3 separate regions of the Homo sapiens genome follow, and regions 2 and 3 are each linked to region 1. A link is a contact called in ENCODE Hi-C or POLR2A ChIA-PET data. All regions are on one chromosome and are shown on one strand. Each heading gives the region's core, a stretch centred on a gene start or an enhancer-like site at or near the end of the contact. The rest is flanking DNA. Distances are from core to core; before and after follow the strand shown.

Region 1 (5,016 bases), core at 1,803-4,302:
TCAGACGGGCTACTCTGAGCCTTAATTTCTTCAACCACAAAAAGCTGAGCCATTGGTCAGATGGCTTCTAACATCCTTTACCTCTCCCTTGTTCTTCTCCTGTTCTTCCCATAAAGCAGTAAAGAGAGAGTTCCAGTTCTATGATTTGACGACTGACTAAAATTGCTATCGTGATTGTGACCTTAAAGTTATTTTTATTAACTTGCCCACACATGCCAACACCATAAATGCAAATGTCCCCTTGAAATGTGTCATAGTGTTGACACCCAGAGACCTTTTTCTTAAGAATCAACCAGGCCAGCAGCCAACGCTTCCCTCCTTCTTCTTCCTCTGAGGTGCCAAGTGCCAGCAGCCAGCTTGTGTGTTTCTTGGAGAACCCTGATGTTGCATGACATTAACCAGAGGCTGCTCTTGGTTGTCCCACCCACTTTAGAGTGGAACAGTGAACCCCAGAACGAGAATCTGATGATTTAATGAGGTATCTCTACATTAGAAGCAACTTCCTTTGAAATCCTCACCCCTTATGTGGGACTTATGGCCTTGTCCACTCCAGCCCAGGAGTAATGCTGAGAGCTGCCTCTCCCTTTCCCCGGGTGCATGTGTCATAAATGGCCCTCTCCTTCCAGCTGAAGCCTGCAGGAACAGCGTGCAGGGACTCCAGCAACTCCTGTGACCTCCCAGAGTTCTGCACAGGGGCCAGCCCTCACTGCCCAGCCAACGTGTACCTGCACGATGGGCACTCATGTCAGGATGTGGACGGCTACTGCTACAATGGCATCTGCCAGACTCACGAGCAGCAGTGTGTCACGCTCTGGGGACCAGGTACGTGGCCGCCACAAGCTCGGCATCAGGAGAGGCACTGGCAGACCTGGGCTGTGGGACTGGGGGCATGTGCTCTGTTTTGGTTAGCCCCCACTCCTGGCGGGCGCTGTCCACACAGCATCCGGTGTGTTCAGTCGGGAGTGATTGACTCCCAGGGAGGGTCTGAGGCCGCACTGGGCATGGGGTGCACAGAAATGGACACTGCCTGGAGCCTGGCCTTAAGAAGCTCAGTGCGGTCCAACAGGAGCTGCAGGAGCACCTACTGTGCGCCCCGGGGGATACAGAAGATGCAGGAGCACCTGTGTGCCCCGGGAGATACGGGAGCTGCAGGAGCACCTACTGCGTGCCCCGAGGGATGGCAGGGATGAATCCACCATGACTCCTGCCCTCAGATAGCATAGCACGTAGTTGGACAGACAGACAGAACTTTCCCACCACCACTGAGATTTTAGTAATGCCCCTTTGTACTCATAAGAGGACCCCAACCAAGTGAGGGGCCCAGGGCTCCATGGGGAAGGCCCTGATCAGACTTGAAGCATGAGTGTGTCTGTAATCAGAAGGCCTGAGAGCAGCAGTGAGTGGCTCTCAAATGGGAAAGTGGGGTGGTTGCGTCAAACAAGAGACCATCAGTTCACCATTTCACCAGTTCAGGCTGGGCACTTGGCACACTTTGTCTCTTCTGACCCTCCAACAAGCCCCTGAAGTGGGGACTATGAAGCTTTACAGAAGATGATGCTCAAACTCTGAGACCAAATGTCAGTTTCCCCAGGTCTCCGGGCTAGGATTTGAACCTGGGTTACTGTGACCCAATGCCCATGTGTTACTCCCACAATGCACAGTCACCCTGAAGAGGGAGGTGTTGCTCTAAAGCTCCACCAAAGCTCCAAAATGAAGCAGAAGCTCAGATGCAAAAGGGAAGAATCCATCCCCTGCGTGTCTCTCCTCCATGCCCCACCTTCTGGGGTCAGAGATCCAAGGCCTCATTGGGCAGCCCTGGACTCCAAGGCCCCGTCACCCCAGAACCATTTGAGATTCAATGCCTGTGTCCAGCTCCCAGGAGTCCAACCGTGAAATCCACAAGTGCAGGCCCCACCCTGTCCTGCAGTTCTCTTTCCCTTATGATAATGTGGTTGAGTCCTTTGTCACTCCCTCCTCCTGCTGGCTGCAGAAATGACCTCAGCCCAGGCCAGAGACCCCAGCTCTGGCAAGGCCTCTTGTGGTCGGCCAGGCCCAGGCTGAAAGCCAAGCAGAATCAGGCAGGATCTCTAGCGGGAGGGAAACCTGATAGGACCTTTGTCAGACTTTTGTTGTGAGGCTTTGGTTTTAGGAGTGATGAGGGAAATAAAGTGGAACAGAAATTGATGACTAAACCTCGAAGCCTGGGTTTTCAATGGAATGTAAAAGCCACGCCCAGGCATGGAAAACAAGATGGATGTCTCTCGGAGCTGGGTCCTGCTGGGAGGCCCATGTCCCCTGCCAGCCAGCGATGTCCTCTGTACTTGGAGCTTTCTGGGGGGGAAAAGAAAGGGCAGCTTGGTAGCAAGGAGGGACGAGCGCAGGCCTCTTTAGCTCGGCCTCTGAGGAGTTGTTCTGATGCTCCTCAGCACTCAGGGATGCGCGTGGGCAGGTGGGATGGGGAGGCCTGCAGTTCCCGGGCCCTTAGTACTTCATCCTTGGACCCTGAGCAGCCCTCAGTCCTGGCATCATCGCCTGCTGGGCCTTGGGGCACCCTGGGCAAAGCAGGGGGCAGGAGCAGTGGGGGACACCCTGTTGCAATGACAAGGACTAAGCCAGTACTCGCTATACACATTGAATGGTGTTTGGGCTTGACATGGTTTAGTGACTTCAGGCAGCTTTTAGCCAACTGAGGTCACTTTGGGACTGCGGCTACTGCTGCAGGCCAAATCTTCATGGCTTCAGGCATCCCTAGTGCCGTCCCCGTCCCAGCCTTTCTCCAGAATCAGCAGTCTCCTTTTCTTGAGTTACAAGGGCTGTGATGAAGCTCCTTTCCAAAAAGCATTTTGTGGCCAGAGCACACACAACACTTGGAGCTTTGGGAGTGAAATGTGTTCCTTAATGCCCTGCCGTATTCGAACAGCTGGCCCCGTTTCCAGAGTGAGGTCAGAGGGAACTCGACAGTGCTGTCTGAGCCACCCCCATTGTGTGACTCAGCTGGCTGTGTGCCTCTGATTCATGGTGACCAAAGCTGGTATTTATTATCTCATCAGTCTAGTCCTTCTGTAGCTGCCTGACCAGAGAGAGAACCAGACAGGCAGACAGACTGACAACCTGACCCACAGACTGAGCTTTTCAAAAGCAAGAGCAATAGGAAGTCACCTGCTTGGGCTCTCATCATCCCCATGATGGAGGGGGAGGCTGGAGGTCTGAGCACCCAGGTAGCCACGTCCTCTTCCTAAGGAGGGGGCTTCCCTGGGAGCTCCTGGCTTAGCTCTACTCTCTCCCACCCACTCTCTCCCTGGTAACCAGGAGGCCTTTGCTGGGGTGGTGGTGGGTGGTGTCGTGTGTGGCCACTGCACACAGCATGGAACATCCATGGCATCAGGACTGTTGGTAACAAATGTAAAGTTTTGGTGAAGAGGCTTTATCTTTGGCTCAGGGTTCCTGAAAGCCACAGCACAGAGACCAGGCTTGGGAAGCCACCTCGGGCTTGTGACTTCCTGGGTTTTGGTCTGTCCTGCCCGCCCCTCCTCAGTTCTTCAGATCATTATACAGACTTCCTTGGGAGAGCAGAGAGCAGGGAAGGCTGCAACCCACTGTGGCCCTTGATGCCAGGGAGCTCTTGGAATGGGCCTTTGACCACCTCCTTTGGGAGTGCAGTGTGCTCCTTCCTCCCCTTGTCGGTGTTTCCGCCTGGTTTCCAGTTTACAGGCGCTGTGTGAGTTTCCCATGGCTACTGTAACAAATTAGCACAAACTTAATGGCTTATAAATGCTTCATTTTACAGTTCTGGAGGTCAGAAATCCTGAAATCAAGATACTGGCAAGGCAGCATTGCTTTGGGAGGCTCTGGGGAGCATCTGTTTCCTTGCCTTTCCCAACTTTTAGAGGCCACTTGCATTCCTTGGCTCATGGCCCCTTCCTCCATCTTCGAGGCCAACAGCACAGCATCTGCAAGTCTCTGTCCCTCTCCGACTTCTGCTTCTGTAGTCACATCCCTTTCTCTGACACTGACTCTCCTGCCTTCCTCTTATAAGGACCCTTTTGATTCCATCAGGCTCACCCAGATTGTCCAGGGTGATCTCCCCACCTCAAGATCCTAAAAGTAATCACATCTTCAAAGTCCCTTTTGCCATGTCAGATAACATGTGCATAGGTTTTAGACAAGGATGTGGGCCTTTTAGGGGAGCCACAGGCATTGAACAGACCACTTACTAGCAAGGGACCTTCTGCAAATTGCTCAACCTTGTTATGCCTCATCTGTAAAATAAGGATAGTGATCTACCTACCCCAAGGGTCTGTTATGCTCCAACATAGCCTATAATCTATTCCATGTAATATATGTGGTTCTATGCTAGATGCAGAGCTCCTAGTAAATCTAAACTCTATAAATAAGATGCAGCTGCACTCCCAGGAAGCTTAGACTAGTGAGCAAGGTACTCAAATCCTTGGGGTCTGTAAAACGGGCTGTAAGAGGGTCATGGGCCAGATATGTTGGGGTGGAGGAAAGCAGCCAACTAGGAGGCTTTGAAGACAAGGTTGCCGTGGAATAGTGGTTTGCCAGGGGTGGAAGAGGATGGATATTTCCAGTATACAGAACAGCAACAGCTCAGGGCACAAAGGGACAGTGGGGCCAACCAGGGCAAGTGCAGGTAGTTCTGTGTGTGTAGAGCTTGGGCTGTGCCTTGAAGAGCAGAGATCCTCAACTGCCACACCATTCTCTCATTTGTCAAGTATTTGTTGATGTCCTGCTGTGTGTAAGATGCTGACTCAAGAGCCCCGACTCTGCCAGAGTGACACACTTCCCACAGTCCCTGTGCACTCCTGCCTGGATCTGGAGGGGAGGGCGGATGTGAATCCTTCACAATATCCTCCCGGGAGGCATGGATCCCGGACAAATGCAGTCCTGGGAGCGGAGGTGACTTCCTCAGCCAGGCCCCTGGCCAGCCAGATATACCATTGAGAACATTTCAATGCTTTGTTGTAGTGGTTGGTTTGAATTAGCTTTTCATGATTC
Region 2 (5,016 bases), core at 1,865-4,364, 180 kb before region 1:
TAAAGCTAATGATGGCTTCAGAATCCCAAGAAGTGTTTTGTCCCCATTGCGGTTCCTTGTTTTAATTCCCCAAGCCACAAAAAAATAATCAGAAAAATGTTGTTTACATGTAAGAGTCTTGATGGATTAAAAATTATTTTTAAAGGCTTGAGAGAAACTTAAGATACGATAAACGAGCAGGGCCAGGTCAGAATATTCCCTGCCTAAAAATGTTCATTATTAGGCATATGGTAAACTTGACTACACACACACACGCTCACACACTCCTTCCCTCCCAATAAACATGTGAACAAAATGTCAGCCTGGTTTGTCCCCAGTGGTTTATCTTAGAGAGCACTGTTTGTTCTCAAATCTTATCTATAAATGTTAGTTTATTTAAGTAAAGGTGGGCCCCAGTGAGTGTCAGCTCTGGAGGGATATTTGTTGGGTTTATTGAGTCCTTGAGTCCCTGTTTATATACTCTGGGATTATGCTGGGGGAAGAAACCTCATGCGAGGACTTTGAAGGGCCTTGCGGTCGGTATGCCCTGGCTTGCAGCTTTCTGTGGTAGTCCCGGATGGGTTGGAGTCTTGCTTTGGTGGAAGGGGAATCTAGCCATGCACCAGATTTTTGCTTACTCCTTTTCTTTCCCCTTTCTTTTTCTTCTAGCCAGTGTTTATCAGTGGCCTACTTATTGTGTATGAGTCCCTGTGCTAAGTAGTGAGGATACTAAGACCCAGTTCTCCCTTTAAGGAATTTGCAGCTTGACAGAGGACCATGGTGTGTGCTCCAATAATGAGCAGTCAGGGAAGTGGGTCTGTATGTCTTATGCATGTAACAAAGTGCTAGATGAACTCAAGAAAAGAAGAAAAGCAAATTCAGCCATGAATTCTAAATCAGAATTCCTGCAATTTAAATTACATTGCAGGCAAGGGCTGCATGTTGGTGTCAGTTTTCTTTTTGTTTTTCTTTTTTTTGAGACGGAGTCTGGCAGACTGGAGTGCAGTGGCGTGATCTCGGCTCACTGCAAGCTCCGCCTCCCGGGTTGACGCCATTCTCCTGCCTCAGCCTCCCAAGTAGCTGAGACTACAGGCACAGGCGCCCGCCACCACACGCGGCTAATTTTTTGTATTTTTACTAGAGACGGGTTTCACGGTGTTAGCCAGGATGGTCTTGATCTCCTGACCTCGTGATCCTCCCGCCTCGGCCTCCCGAAGTGCTGGGATTACAGGCATGAGCCATGGCGCCCCGCCTGGTGTTGGTTTTCTAAGGCACTTTGGCTAATTTGTAAGGCGTCTGCTTCCCCTCACAGACATAAATGCACTCCCCATCACCACCAACCCCCACCTAGACTGCCCTCTTTGTGGTCTAGAGGTAGTGGAGAGTAGAGTGTTTGCATTGGATTCTATTGGCCATTAGCTGTGTGGCTACATTTTAGTAGGGGAAATTGATTACAGAATAAAAAATATCTTCCAGAGTTAATTAGAAAGAGAGGATGAGAACATTTTAGCCTAGAGGAGGCAAGACTTAGGAGAAACATAAGCTGTGTGGCCTCAGGTAGAGTACTTAATTTCTCTGTGCCTCAGTTTCCTCCAACTGTAAAGTAAGGATAATAATTTTACTCTATAGTTGGTTCTGGAAATGAAATAGGTAAATACTTGCGAAGGCCAGACATGGTGGCTCATGCCTGTAATCCCAGCACTTCAGGAGGCCGAACGGGGCAGATCACTTGAGGTCAGGAGTTCGAGACCAGCCTGACCAACATCATGAAAACCCATCTCTACTAAAAATACAAAAATTAGCCAGGTACGATGGCGCCTGTCTGTAGTCCCAGCTACTCGGGAGGCTGAGGCAGGAGAATCACTTGAACCCAGGAGGCGGAGGTTACAGTGAGCCAAGGTCGCACCACTGCACTTCAGCCTGGGCGACAGAGACTCTGTCTCAAAATAAATAAATAAATAAATAAATAAATAAATAAATAAATACATACATACATACATACATACATACATACATACATACCTGTGAGGCTCCTAAAACAATACCTAGCTCATGGTATGCATTCGATAATTGTCAAGAGTACTGAAATGTGTTTGCTTGTTGATGAACCTGTCACATGGCAGAGACATCTGTTTGGCCACCAAGGACGAGAACAGACCAGTGAGAAGCCAAAGCAGCACAATCAGCTCTAAAACAAAAGTCACGTTGCCTCGAGGGGTGGCAAGGCCTGTGTTTGGGAGGGCCCAGCCATGACTTAGTGGCAGTTGTGTGTCCTGGTTGAGAGTCAGAAGCCTAAGGAGAGACAAAAATGGTTGTTTGTTATATGCCAGGCTCTGTGCTAAGTGCTCTCATATCAGGGGCGGGGGCCTTGCAAGTTTTGCTCATTTCCGAGTTCATTTGTTCATTCCGAGTACCTAGACAAATTCCTGACATGTGAAGTCGGCATCACCCTGGAAAGAATACGTGAATTATGGCCTTTAATTCTTCCCACTACCCAGTGATGCATAGGGGGTATGACTGCCACACTCAATCTGCAGATGAGGACACTGAGGCCTAGAGAAGGAAGTCATGTCACCCGAGTAATTTCAGCAATGAGCTGTGCCACCAGCAGGTGCAGGGCCAGAGACTTGAACCCACATCTGATACCTTCTCCAGCAATCTTCCAACAGCACTACTGCCTTCACGGCCCACAGACACCATTCTGATTCTCCAGTCTTTGGTTTGAAGAAATTACGAAATTCAAAGAGCATCTTACTCCGTCATTGGCTCGTGGAGCCACAGGATCCCAGGAGGCAGGCTTTGTTTTTATTTCTTGGCGTTTTAGTGAGTGGCTTGACAGAGGAGGAGGTGAAGTTATGGCCACTGTGTGCTGACTGTATTATCTGTTTGTTGCCACCATGCTGATTTGAGAGGTATTTTTAGAGTCATACGTTCATTATTCATGGCTGACATTTTTACTATTACCAAAAACTAGATAACAGCGAAGAATTCCTGGTTGGTGACTTAGTCTCAAGATTGACGCCAAGCCCTGTTTTAAATGATTCACTCTTTTCTTTGGCTGTGGAATGCCATCGGGTCCTTATGACTCAGGGCCAGAAAGCACATGAGTTTCTCAGGACTGAGCCGGGCGCTGGGATTGCCCATACGTCACAGATGGCAGGCTCTCTCCTAAATATCTAACAATAATTGTTGAGTGGACAAGGGTTTCCAAGTTCCTGCTACTACTGTGATACATGAGTGAAATTTGGTTAGTGGCTCTGTTGCTGGGAAGTTTGCCTCGTTGCTGGTTTTGTTGACATTGCACTTGAGTGGAATCGAAACTATTTTGTCTAGGAAAAGGGTGAGAAGAGTTAATATTATACATAAACATTTTATGCAGTGATATTTTCAGACTCTCTCTAAAGGCAGCAATGTTTAAGTAAAGGACGCATTTGATTCTCCTTCAATTTTCTAGCAATGGCCTTCATGTTTTAGCAAAGTTGATTTGAGATAGATACACTAAGGTTGACATGGAAAGGATTTTCTTAGAAACCACTCTCAGATACTTTACAGGATAATTGGAATTATTTTCCAACAAGAAGTAATTTTATACAATTTTGAAACCATTTGTATTTAAATAACAAGTTACATTTCTTCTTTTAGAGAAATAAAAGTTTAAGCAACTTTTGGGCTGAAACTATGGGGTTTGCTAGAAATAGATATAGAATCATGTTGTCTGCTAACGGGAATAGTTTGATTTCTGCTCTTCGTATTTGGATGCCCTTTAATACTTTCTCTTGCCTGATTGCCCTGCCCAGAACTTCCAATACTATGCTGAATAGGAGTGGTGAGAGAGGGCATCCTTGTCTTGTGCTAGTTTTCAAAGGGAATGCTTCCAGCTTTTGCCCATTCATTATGTTGGCTGTGGGTTTGTCATAGATGGCTCTTATTATTTTGAGGTGTGTTCCTTCAATACCTAGTTTATTGAAAGTTTTTAACATGAGGGGGTGTTGAATTTTATCAAAAGCCTTTTCTGCGTCTTTTGAAATGATCATGTGGTTTTTGTCCTCAGTTCTGTTTATGTGATGAATCACATCTATTGTTTTGCATATGTTGAACCAACTTTGCATCCCAGGGATGAAGCCTACTTGATTGTGGTGGATAAGCTTTTCAATGTGCTGCTGGATTCTGTTTGCCAGTATTTTCTTGAGGATTTTTGCATTGATGTTCATCAAGGATATTGGCCTGAAGTTTTCTTTTTTTGTTGTGTCTCTGCCAGGTTTTGGTATATACCTTGTGGATGGCTGGATATTCGCAGTTTACCTTAGGTTGTCTATGGCTATTTTCCTGAGGATAAAACTATAAAATCTGGGGCATTTTACAACAGGTTCAAAATAAATTGGAGAGTCAAGTAATTACTCATAACTTTACATCCACAGATCAATATCTCAGTCTTTTCATCCTTCTCCCAGTTTCTGAGAAAGAGGGTTATCTTTTTGTCCCCAAAGCCATTTGTTCACCTGTATCTTAGGCCCTATTTATTCCTGCCTTTCTCCTCCAGAATGCAAGGGTTTTGTGTCCCTCATTATTTTCTTTGTCTTTACCATTTTTCCTAGGCCCTTCCCTGTGTACTCCTTCCTTTCCACCTCTCAATATGCTCTGATGTCTCCACCATTTTTTAAAAGGTCAATCCAACTATTTTCTCTGTCTTTCTAGCTATCTGTTCATCCATCCATTCCCAGTCAAATTTTCTCCTTTATCTTGCAGCCAAACCGTACACACCTGTAGGCTCTGCTACCCTCTCACTTCTTCATCCATTCCTCTCTCCTGTCACCCCATCCTCTCCGTGACCTTTGCTTTCAGACAACCCAAAGAAAGGGCCACTTTCTTGCCAAATCCAATGCTTTCTTCTCAATCTACTTCCTCCTTGTCATCTGACGCTGCCGTTCATGCTCCCCTTGAGGAGCCCCCTGCCCTGACTCCCATGATAACTTTTTCCTGGTGCTCCCAACCTCTCCAATGGCAAATCCCCTTCACTGCCTTTCCTTCCTCCTAAGT
Region 3 (5,016 bases), core at 1,757-4,256, 180 kb after region 1:
GATCTTTGGTACATATTTAATTACCTCTAGGAAAAAACATTTACATGGCTTACACCAGTTGCAAGATGAATAAGGAGAGGTATATGAATGTTATTGGAGTCAATGGGCCCAACTCCTCTAGTTAGGTCTCAGCCACTCCACCCTCCAAATTTGGAATCCAAACCATATAGCAGCAAAAGGTCCTTCTGAGTAGTCGAAATAGATGTTCCAGAGTCTATAAATGTCATAGTTTTGCGCCTCAGACTCATTGGATTCAATGGTAGCATCCTTTGTGGACTCAAGCTTTACAAATGTGTCTGTCAAACAAGCTTGTCTGGCTTCTAATGCACCGGTTAGGAGAGCAGGTTAGAAAGGCAGAGAAGAGCCTCACAAGGTAAGAGGCCACACCACACAGTGGCATGGGTTCTGAGTCCCCAGGGAAGAGCAGGGCTCCAGGAGAGCAGTCTGGTCTTTGGCTTCTGTAGATTTCGGAGACATCTGAGGACATCATTCTGTTTTGGCAACTGATGTAATGGTGACCTTGAGTCACAATGAAAAAGTTAAATTGTGAGTATAGTTTATTTAAGAAGGCAGAAGTCTGGTTATCTGTTTCTGCAAGTCAAACCACCCTGCAACTTAGTAGCTTACAAAAACAGTGACCATTTGTTGTCTCATGATACTTTGGGTTGTATGGGCTCCTGTGGATGCTGCTTCTGCTCAGTTGGCTGGGGTTGCAGTCATCTGGAGGCTCGACTGGGCTGGGGCATCTTAGGCAGCTTGTTCACATGGTTGAAGGTTTATGCTGCTGTGGACTGGAAGTTCAGCTTTGGTCTCTTCCCGGTGGCTTGGGCGTGGGTACCTCATAGAATGACAGCTGGTTCTAAAGAGGAGTGTTTCAAGCATGGGAATATCTTGGAAGTGATTCAGTATCACTTAACTGCATTATTTTAGTCATAGTGACACTGGTCACAGGGCCAGCTCAGATTCAAGGGGAGAGGAAATAGACTCTACCTCTCCATTTGGAACAGTGGCAAATAATCTGTGGCCATCTTTAATTCCACTATAACAGAGAAGTGGTTAAGGCTAATGTGTGTGGATACATTGCACAATGTGTGATGAAGGGGCCAGGTAAGTCTCAGGTCTTTAGAAAGAAGACTATTCAGAAAACTTGATTATTTCCTCAGGGTTCAAAGTGGTCAGTGCTTTATAAGTAAGAATTTACTGTAATTATAAGATTATTACACTCTTAGGGAGTATTATAAATAAGAGAAACATTTCTTTTTGGTAAAAATAATAGCTGTTCTTTTTTTAAGGTAAAACAGTTAAGAAATACTACCTAAGGCAATCATTGGTTATAATATTTAATAGCAATTTAATTTACATGTAGGCTGAGAACCCTTGGAAGGGATTCTAATCAGAACAAAAGAAAAATAGAATATAAAATTAAATTTTAACTTCTCTGAAGAGTGGAATTTTCTGATTCTTGGATACCTTCCCAGAATTAGCTTGTGCGATGATCTCAAGCTACCATGCTTCCTGGAGCTATTCTGTGGGTCTACTCTCACCTTATAGAGGCAGTGAAGAGTTCTGAAGTGAATCCATATTACAACATTTCTATTATGCCTTTGTAATTCCATTTTAATTTTGAAACACTGGCTTTTAGATGAATTTTTAAGAACTTTACTTGGGAAGAGCTATGAAGTTCTTCTGCCTCTCTGGTTACTTACCTCTAAACTAGCTTGTTCATCTGTGAATTTTAAAACTTTCTATCCTGCTCTTGCTGCCATCTTCAAAATATCCTTTATGTGTGTATCTAGTGCCTAGTTTACTCATCTAATAAGCCCTTAGAAGACACTCAGCAAATGTTTTTTGAGTGATTGACTGTTGCCCTGGAGCCTGTCTTGACCAATAGAGAGAGAGCTTTTCTTATCACTTACTAATTAGGAACTAGCTGTTGAGCACACTGGCTCCAACCATCTAAAGCAATAATTAAGGTAAACCAGGTGATCCGAAAAGTGCAGTAACTTACAAAATATCATGAACTGTATTTTATTATTCTTTTTAACTTGAGTTTTCTTTTTCATTTTTATCTGGTTAATGTGAAAAGGAGCTTATTTCCAGCAACACTAATGGAATTTTTCTTTTTAATCACTAGTAATTGGAAGGGGAAAGACCCTTCACCTGACATGTGGGGACTGAGTTATTGGTATAAATCTTGCTCTTTCTTGGGTGATTTCTCTTCTTCATTTAAATTAAAAGTTGTCCTTAATGGCCTCTTGGAGCTGACATGTTGGGCTCAAGACCCAGGAATCTCAAGAAATATGCTAGAGATTTCTGGTTTAATTAAACAAAAGACCTTATTAATAAAAGCCAGCCAGCTGGGCATGGTGGCTCACATTTGAAATCCCAGCACTTTGGGAGGCCAAGGAGGACAGACCACTTGAGCCCAGGAGTTCGAAACTAGCCTGGGCAACAAGGCAAAACTCCGTCTCTACAAAAAAATACAGAAATTAGCTGGACATAGTGGTGTACACCTGTAGTCCCAGCTACTCAGGAGGCTGAGGCAGGGGGAAAACAGCCTGGGAGGTTGAGGCTGCAGTGAGCCATGATCACGCCACTGCATCCAGCCTGGGTGACAGAGCGAGACCCTGTCTTTTTTATATATATATAAAATAAAAGCCAACCATAACTACATATGGAAGGAAATAATAAATTCATTCCCCTCACTTGGCTTTCTAAACTGACATAAGCAAAAGGAAAATGAAAAGTTTTAAAAATGTTTTTCATTAAAGTAAAGGATTTCTTAATAATAGATTTTCCTGTAGCCTGTGTTAGAGGAACACTCACCAGGTCATCACAGTTCTTTCCTTTTATAGGGTCCAGCTCCTCTTTTGACATGGGATTAGGTGACCACGTGATTGATTAGCCTCACAATCACAATCCTGTCCCTCCTGTTGCTTTCCATTCACAGTTGATCAAGACGCAGAGCCTGAGATAGAGGTCAGGCAGAGAGCACGAGGCCCAGTGCAGAATCATTTTCTGAACCAGCCAGGAAATACCGGAACCCACCAAACTTTAAACACCAGCCTAAATTATTCCTGTTCTTTTAAGCAGGCAGCAGAAATGACAGAAACCCGTTAACAGAAAAAAAAAAAATAATGCTTTTCATTTGAACTCCTGTGCATTTTCTTTTTAACTTATATGTGTTCCTAATTTTCCTTACTCTTTTTGTTTGTTTGTTTCTTAGTGTGGTTTATTGACAATCATTTACAATGCCGAAGAGTGCTGTAGTGAGCCAGCACAGTGGGTAACACAGCAACGGAGAACAGATGCAGGTTTGAGGAATTTAACTTGCTAAAACCTTGAACTGAAGTCTTAGAGATTGGAACATACGGGTTTGTATAAATAGGCTTTTAAGCCCTGTTTGCAATGGGTTACTGATAGGAGAAACTTGCTTGTGGAATGTCAGCTGCGTGAGCTCACTGTCAGACAAGATGGAAGAAGAAGGGCTGGAGTGTCCAAACTCTTCCTCTGAAAAACGCTATTTTCCTGAATCCCTGGATTCCAGCGATGGGGATGAGGAAGAGGTTTTGGCCTGTGAGGATTTGGAACTTAACCCCTTTGATGGATTGCCATATTCATCACGTTATTATAAACTTCTGAAAGAAAGAGAAGATCTTCCTATATGGAAAGAAAAATACTCCTTTATGGAGAACCTGCTTCAAAATCAAATCGTGATTGTTTCAGGAGATGCTAAATGTGGTAAGAGCGCTCAGGTGAGTAACCACTACAAAAAATAATTTGCTGTATGTGTTGATTTTTTAATTGTTATTTAATGACATGTCACAGCCTAGTGTTCTAATAATAGTGTCTAAAACAAAAAACAAAACATTATTCAGATAAAATAATTAAATCACGTACCTAATTTTATTAATTTTACTAATACTAGCTGAAAAGTTAATAATATCTATGTAGAAATTAATTGTGTTTAGGGTACCACTGAATTGTCTATAGAGCAGTATTAAAATTACTCAAATGATCCTAGTATTAAATTTACTCAAATGATCCATTGTGTATATGATATTTTAAAAGATGTGATGCGTGTTATTTCCTCAGCATGGGTATGGGGATTAACTGCTCTGTTTCAGTGCCCAGTGGTCTGAGAATCCAGATATGTGGATGTGCTTGCTGGTGAAGCTGGCTGAGCTACTGAAATCAAAAGCACAAGGAAATTCTGATTTTCCTGACTATAAGAAATAACTGAGCAACTAAATATGATCCAGGCCTGGGGCCACACACTTTGGGGTCTAAGATGGGGGAAAGAATTAGGATCATTAAGAGATAAACCTAGGGATATTAAAATATTAAAGAGTTGGAGCAGGCACAGTGGCTCACATCTGGAATCCCAGCACTTTGGGAGACCAAGGTGGACAGATCATTTGAGCCCAGGAGTTCAAGACCAGCCTGGGCAACATGGCAAAATGCCGTCTCTACAAAGAAGTAGCCGGGCATGGTGCTGCATGCCTGTCGTCCCAGCTACTTGGGAGGCTGAGGTGAGAGAATCACCTGAACCTGGGAAGTTGAGGCTGCAGTGAGCTGTGATGATGCCCCTGCATTCCAGCCTGGGCGATGTGAGTGAGAGACCTTGTCTCAGAAAAAAAACAAAAAAAACAAGGAGTTTGTTTGAGCAAAGAATGACTCATGAATTACGCAGCACTCAGAACCATTGGAGGTTAGTGAGCCCCATTCTAGCAGCAAGGGCAGTGAGCTTTTATAGGCTGAACATGAAAGTAAGACAAAAGACATTTAAATTGGTTAGAGTGGAAAGTTCCGAGTTAGGGAATAGTTGGCAGTTTCTGATTGATAAAGTCTAGTATGGTTTTACTGTTTACATTGGACTTTAGTTTGCTTATGTGGGACCTTCTAGAGCTCTGTCATTGCCTCAGCCTAATGGCCTCTCAATTAAAGTTTGTTTGTTTGTTTAACGGGATAGTGGGCCAGGTGCAGTGGTTCACACCTATAATCCCATCACTTTGG

What was found. A loop is a pair of places that touch in the nucleus more often than their neighbours do. ChIA-PET counts read pairs that join two places held with the same protein, here RNA polymerase II (POLR2A). Pooled maps may share reads with other maps.
Region 2: a map of PC-9 shows a loop between it and region 1 (12-fold over the local background). The contact joins two enhancer-like sites. A Hi-C loop is called at or near these places in 7 of 168 maps with a recorded cell type or tissue (PC-9, aorta, ascending aorta and 3 more) and 10 of 50 pooled maps. POLR2A ChIA-PET finds 5 or more read pairs at or near these places in 1 of 52 experiments (AG04449).
Region 3: a loop to region 1 is called in a map of PC-9, with 2.5 times the contacts of the local background. The contact joins the promoter of DHX32 here to the enhancer-like site in region 1. A Hi-C loop is called at or near these places in 1 of 168 maps with a recorded cell type or tissue (PC-9) and 1 of 50 pooled maps. POLR2A ChIA-PET finds 5 or more read pairs at or near these places in 3 of 52 experiments (H1, Panc1 and SK-N-SH).

Annotation. Positions count from the first base shown.
Region 1 is chr10:126,060,612-126,065,627 of GRCh38, reverse strand. ADAM12 (ADAM metallopeptidase domain 12) reads left to right here. Exons shown (of 23, transcript NM_001288973.2): 14 at 627-822. Among named protein-coding and RNA genes, the nearest start is that of FANK1-AS1, 90 kb to the right of the region's middle. Within about 2 kb of position 3,052, at least 13 of the 41 ENCODE cell types and tissues checked have a DNase peak (open chromatin) inside an H3K27ac peak, as active enhancers do; they include PC-9, Panc1 and ascending aorta, where a contact is called at or near this core.
Region 2 is chr10:126,245,634-126,250,649 of GRCh38, reverse strand. The region is part of intron 3 of ADAM12 (ADAM metallopeptidase domain 12); the gene reads left to right. Among named protein-coding and RNA genes, the nearest start is that of ADAM12, 140 kb to the left of the region's middle. RefSeq lists an enhancer at 2,277-3,476. Within about 2 kb of position 3,114, at least 9 of the 41 ENCODE cell types and tissues checked have a DNase peak (open chromatin) inside an H3K27ac peak, as active enhancers do; they include PC-9 and ascending aorta, where a contact is called at or near this core.
Region 3 is chr10:125,879,282-125,884,297 of GRCh38, reverse strand. DHX32 (DEAH-box helicase 32 (putative)) reads left to right here and starts at 3,006. Exons shown (of 11, transcript NM_018180.3): 1 at 3,006-3,755. The coding sequence starts at 3,474. RefSeq lists an enhancer at 2,694-3,416.